Linked DNA regions of Homo sapiens: region 2 is linked to region 1. A link is a loop called in an ENCODE intact Hi-C map of the cell type or tissue named here. Cell type or tissue: B cell. All regions are shown on one strand. Each heading gives the region's core, and the rest is flanking DNA. Links, peaks and the distances in the headings are about the cores only.

Region 1 (2,906 bases), core at 118-2,617:
TCCCCACCACCCCTGGATTCGACTTCCACGAGGGGCAGCTGTTTGTAGGGCAGCTCCAGCAGTTTGCCTGCGTGTGTGCCTTCCCGGGGGTCTCCCAGCCCACTGTCCCCTGTGGCCTCTTTCCTGCATGCCAGGCAGAACCCCCCCGCAGCAGAGTCCCGGCTTCTACACTGGGGCCGTGGCCGGGCGGAAGTAGGGGTACTGAGTTCTCGACGTTTCCCTGTGCGGCCTCCCCACTGTCCAGCCTGCTGGGGCCACAGGCCCCGTGCTCTGATTCCTCCTCAAGGCTCGAGGCACAAGGCCTTGTGCTGAGGATGCAGCCAGAGAGGCTGCTGTGTCACTCTCCCTCTCTCTCCTGGAGGGCAGGAGTGGAGATGGCCATTGCTGAGTGGGGAGACACAGGGCCTGGCCTGACCCCGGGCCTGCCCGCCACCCTCCCTGGAGATGTGGAAAGGCCTGTTTGCAAGCAGCAGGCTGGCAGGCTGTCCAGGGGGAGCCCCTGACCTTGTGGGTCCTCTGGCTCTACCCCCACTGCTTTAAAGACATCTCCCACTGAGGAGGCATCTTCCATGCAGTTCAGCATTTTCGAATTTTCTTTAACGGCTCCCAGATGGGTTTGGTGTGGTTTGTCGTGGTTGAAGGTTCAGGGAAGGTCAGCTCGTCTCCTCAAGATCAGAGCCTCCTCCCGGGTGCCTCCTTCCTGCACTCCACTCCAGCTGGACTCTGCCGGGAGCTACTCATCGGGAGACTGATACACCGCCACCAGGGCCACCCACCCTCCCTCCCTCCCTTCCTTCCTTCCTTCCATGTCGGGGAGGGGTTGTCCCAGACCCTATTCCCCACACCCTCCAGAAGTTCTGGTCATATGAGGACCGCAGGCTCTCAGAGTTTGGGGGGGATAGGGGACCAAGGGTGTCTGATCACCTAGGTGGATCTCAGGCGTCCTTCCCCAGTTGACAAGGACAAAGGCTCCACGTTGTGTTTGGCTGTGCTCTTTCGTAAGAACTGCGTAGTGTAGAGGAAAACACACACACATCCTATGATGGCCACCCGACCCGTGACATTCTAGAATCCATGTCCTGGAGCGTGGTCCCCACAAGCTGCTTGCAGGGCCAGCCACAGGAGCCATGACAGCTGTCAGCGAGGACATTGCGGAAGCCGGGGCATTCTCTGATGCGGAACATTTTTCCTTGACCTCACCGTTCTGCAGCTCGTTCACTCAGCCCGTGAACTGGGCACAGCACCACACTCTTGAGGCTTGAGTTGGGTTGAAATCTCTCGGGGAACAGTGAGACAGTTGTGGGTTGGGGCTCTGGGGCTGTGCATGTTCACGTGGGCCACCAGGTAGCCGTTTCTCACAGAAATGTGGAAGCTGGTGCACTGTCTCTTCCAGTTCCTCAGGCTTCTGCTCCCAGAAATAGCGCCTGATTGACTTCCTGATTTCTTTGCTGCTCATTCAGCATTGCACTCTCATTCACAGAAATTATTTAAATGAATGAGCGCCTAAGCTTCCTGGGGATGGGCATAGCAGCCAGAGGCCCCAGGCCACAGTGCAGGTGCCCACCCCCTCGGTAGATTTCAGCAGGCACCTGGGTTTGTGGCTGGAGCTGGGTGCAAAGCTGGCAGCCCCCAGTCAAGAGTGTGGAGGTTGGGGAGAACTCCCTGGTACTGGTAGTGACCAGCTGAAATGGGGGCTGGGCATTTTTTCACGGCACGAAGCCCACGTCTGTTTCTGTGGCCATGCATTCTTGGTCTCTGCCCAGCCTTTGGAAAGCAGTTAGACCGGGCCCTATGCGCCATCAGTTTCCTCCTGCAAGATCAAGGAGGCGTGACCTGTTTATGTACTTGAGGACCCAGAGAAGAGACCCATTCACAGGATGCCTGGGTGACTCTGGTCCTATTTTCAGCTCATAACACATCACTGCAGCCATTCACTGCCACTTCTCTAGCCCGTCTTGGTGGATCCCATGACCCATCCCTAACTGGTTTATTCAGTGAGATCCAGAGATGGCCAGGCTGTGGCAAGTCCTCTACCCCACACAGCTGCGTTCACAGGGGATGGATTGTGGCAGCTGGAGGGCCTCATCCCTTTGGAGTCCATGGCTCTCAGACCTTGGACCTGTAACTCTCACCTCCCCAAGCCCATTTCCCTATCTGTAGGTTGGGGTCACAGTCCCCATCAGGCACACGACTGGTGCCCCACAGGCCATGGCTGGGGCTGGGGCTGCGGTGTCAGCCACTCAAAATAAGGCACTGGATGGAGCTGGGGGCTCATGTGGGCCTCTGCAGTTTTAGAAAATTTTTTTTTTTTTGGAGATGGAGTCTCATTCTGTCACCCAGGCTGTAGTGCAGTGGCGCAATCTCAGCTCACTGCAAACCTCTGCCTCCCAGGTTCAAGCAATCCTCCTGCCTCAAACTCCCAAGTAGCTGGGACTACAGGCATGCACGACCACACCCAGCTAATTTTTGTATTTTTAATAGAGATGAGGTTTTGCCACACTGGCCAGGCTGGTCTCAAACTCCTGACCTCAGGTGATCACCCACCTCGGCCTCCCAAAGTGCTGGGATTACAGGCATAAGCCACCGCGTCCAGCCTAGAAACATTTCTTCATGGGTTGATTGGAAACCCGTTACACCAAGAGGGTAGTGACTGAACTCCCTCTCAGCCCTCACTGCTGCAGCCTGGCAGGGCTCTTGGGCCACATTCAGTGGCTCTTGGAGCTTTCTCAGGTGCTTTCCAGCCACGAGGGAGAGCCCCTCCACTTTCCGGCGGGGGCTGAGCCACATTCTCCCGGGAGGGAGCTCAGGGCAGCCCAGACCCCTTGGCCCTGATGCAGGCCAGATGCAGGCGCGCTCCCAAGCAGAGAAGAGAACACACCTGCAAATTCCCCACTCCTCTGTGCAGA
Region 2 (2,906 bases), core at 98-2,597, 64 kb after region 1:
CTGGAGTAAAGCCTCAGCCTTGCTACTTAACGGTGTGACCTTGCAAATGTTACTTTACCTCCTGTGCCTAAGTTTTCTCATGTGTAAAACAGAGCTAATAACAGAATCTACCCATGGGGCATTATAAGAATCAAACACATTCATGTGTGGAACAGTTAACGTTTACTGACCCTTGTGCCAGTAGCCATGCTAAGTGCTTTGCATATATTATCAACTCATTTAATCTTCATAGACAACCGATGGTGTGGTTATTATTTTACCCATTTTATAAAGGAAGAAAGTAAGGCACAGAGAGATGAAGTAACTTGCCCCAAGGTGGCACAGCTTCTAAGTGTCAGAGTCAACATTTGAACCTAGTCAGTCATATTTCAGGGGCAGTGGACCTGATGGCTACACTGAGCGACAGATGCTTCATCTCATAGAGTCAGCTGCAGTGGAGGGGGATGCAGTGCACGCTGCTGAAGGATGGACCTCTGGGCAGGGGTCCCTGTTGCTCAGGTCCAAATGCAGACCGAACAGTAGCCTTAATCATTAAAATCACTACAGAGCTAAGGGGTGAGAGCACACTCTGCCTGTTCTCTCTCCACCCCTAAGACACTCACCCTATTCCACACCCAGAGGAGGACATGGGGTGCTCCCTTCCAGAGCCTGGAGACCCTGGGATGGCTCCAGCCCCTTCTCCCAACATCCCCCCAACGAAGAGCACCAAGTACCCTTGCTCTGCTGTCCTGCCGGGCAGTTGTCCCGGGATCAGTGTTTTTGGTTGTTCTTTGTTTTAGCTTGCTTCCCTTTTAGAGTATCTCCTGAAATAAACAGCAGTGTTGCAACGAGAAAAGGGAGCCCAGCCTCTCTGGAGCAGTTACGATGGGCAAACAATGTCGAGGAAATCCACATGCGGTGTCTCACAGGGCCTTCACACCTTTGTGAAGTAGATATTATCATCTCCATTCTGCAGATGAGGACACCAGGCCCAGAGAGGCTAAATGACTTGCTCCAAGTCACAGAGCAAGTCGGCAGCACCTCGCTGCGTCAAATGCTTGTATGTTGGAATCCAAAGCTATTTATGGGACTTGGGGCCCAGTTGGGGCTTGTACACCCAACCCCCAAAGGTGAAGTTCTCTGTTCCTCATTCATTCCTTCATGTGCTGAGTGTTTTGCAGCAGCGGCTCAATGTCAGGCATTGGAGTAGAGACCATAGCAACCTGGCCTCCGTTTCATTCTGTTGGCAGGGCTGGCGGTCTTTCTAAATGGGATATTTGTAGAGGTTTCCATCGCCCCAGGTTCTGTAAGTCCTGATCATCAGCCCAGGGGCTGCTCCTCAGGGATGGGAGTTGGGGGTTCAGCTTCTTCTTGGGAGAATCCAGCTCTGGGTGTTTCAGGAAATTTCTGACCTGCCAGGTTTCCTAATCAGTCAGAGCTGGGGAGTGGGGGCCGAGAGAAGAGGTTTCCCGTCAGCCCAGCTTTTGTCTCTCACATGAGCCCGAGACAGACAAACCACAACCACAGACTCGACCAGCTGTGGAAGCGTCGAACAGGAAACCCAGAACATCTGGTGCTCCACTTCCTCTGAGGGCTGTGCACGTCTGGGGGGCCAGGTGCGCGTGTGCGCGTCCGCCTGTGTGCACAACTGTTTTCTCTCCTGCTGTTGGTTAGTGGGACCTGGATGCAGACAGAGCTGGAAACCACAGGTCTTGTGGTGACAAGGAAGCCAGACACTGGCTCCCCAACCCTTACAGCACGGCATCCCTCCTCAGACAGTAACCCGGGATCCGACCCAGTCTCGCAGGCCACCTGCCAGCACCCGGTCCTTGGCTAGCTTCAGGTCACCATTGAAGAAAGGGATTTATTTTCCTTTCAGATTGTGATGGTTTAGAGGCATTGTTTGGAGGTGAGGTGGGAGGGCTCTGCTTACATAGAACTTGGCCTCAGCGTACAGACCCACAAAAAGCAACCTCTGGACAAAAGCTGGGGTTTTTTTGTTTTTTGAGACAGAGTCTTGCTCTGTCAACCAGGCTGGAGTGCAACGGCGAGGTCTCGGCTCACTGCAACCTCTGCCTCCCAGGTTCAAGCGATTCTCCTGCCTTAGCCTCCCAAGTAGCTGGGATTACAGGCACGTGCCACCATGCCCGGCTATTTTTTTTGTATTTTTAATAGAGACAGGGTTTCGCCATGTTGATCAGGCTGGTCTTGAACTCCTGACCTCAGGTGATCCACCTGCTTCGGCCTCCCAAAGTGCTGGAATTACAGGCATGAACCACCGTGCCCAGTAGCCATGCAAAGTGCTTTGCTTATATTATTAACTCATTTAATCTTCATAGACAAACAGCTTTTAAAAAAAGCTGTTTTTAAAACAATTTGAGGAGCATCTGTGGATGAATGCTGAGGCCATGTGCCGGTCAGGGGGCAGTCTTCCCATTAGTGGTGGTGTTCTCTGCGTAAGGAGAAAACAGGGTTTTTAATTTTTCATTTTTCTGAAGGGAAGAATCATAAGGAAGTGGAAACAAAAGACTCCCCAAACCATAGCATGAGGTTTAACTCTCATGATACCTTAAGGAAGTAGGCATTATTATGCCCATTTCTATGAATCATGAAATAGATGTGCAGGAGGGTTCAGAAGTCACCCCAGCTCATACAGCGCCTAAGGAGCAGGGCCAAGGTTCAATTCAAACCGAATCCCAGCCTCATGCTAGATCTTAGTTCACACTTCATTCTTTCAATGAGCATTTATAATCTAAACTGTACCTAGCAAACAGGTGGGACTTCAATGTTTCTTGAATTAACCACCTAAATGTGCCATGATGTCAGAGACAGATGTCATCCTCACTGTAGCCCCCAGGTTCAGCACAGTATCCAGGAAAGAATGGGTGCTTGTAGTCCCAGCTACTCGGGAGGCTGAGGCAGGAGAA

The links. Hi-C counts contacts between places; a loop is a spot of excess contacts. Peaks named below come from ENCODE experiments on the same cell type or tissue, not always from the same donor. Only the 100,000 strongest peaks of a DNase experiment are listed, where the experiment ranks them.
Region 2: it touches region 1 in a loop (11-fold over the local background); 13 of 110 quality-filtered maps call a loop at or near these places.

The regions. Positions count from the first base shown.
Region 1 is chr1:9,361,405-9,364,310 of GRCh38, forward strand. The region is part of intron 2 of SPSB1 (splA/ryanodine receptor domain and SOCS box containing 1); the gene reads left to right. Among named protein-coding and RNA genes, the nearest start is that of LINC02606, 66 kb to the right of the region's middle. In B cell, for the core only: no CTCF peak of the experiment used is centred there; DNase peaks (open chromatin) are centred at 1,357 and 1,877.
Region 2 is chr1:9,424,951-9,427,856 of GRCh38, forward strand. It overlaps LINC02606 (long intergenic non-protein coding RNA 2606), which reads right to left. Exons shown (of 2, transcript NR_104622.2): 2 at 144-2,431. Among named protein-coding and RNA genes, the nearest start is that of LINC02606, 2.6 kb to the right of the region's middle. RefSeq lists enhancers at 1,344-1,393, 2,779-2,906. In B cell, for the core only: no CTCF peak of the experiment used is centred there; a DNase peak (open chromatin) is centred at 1,551; H3K4me3 peaks cover 865 bases; H3K27ac peaks cover 2,286 bases.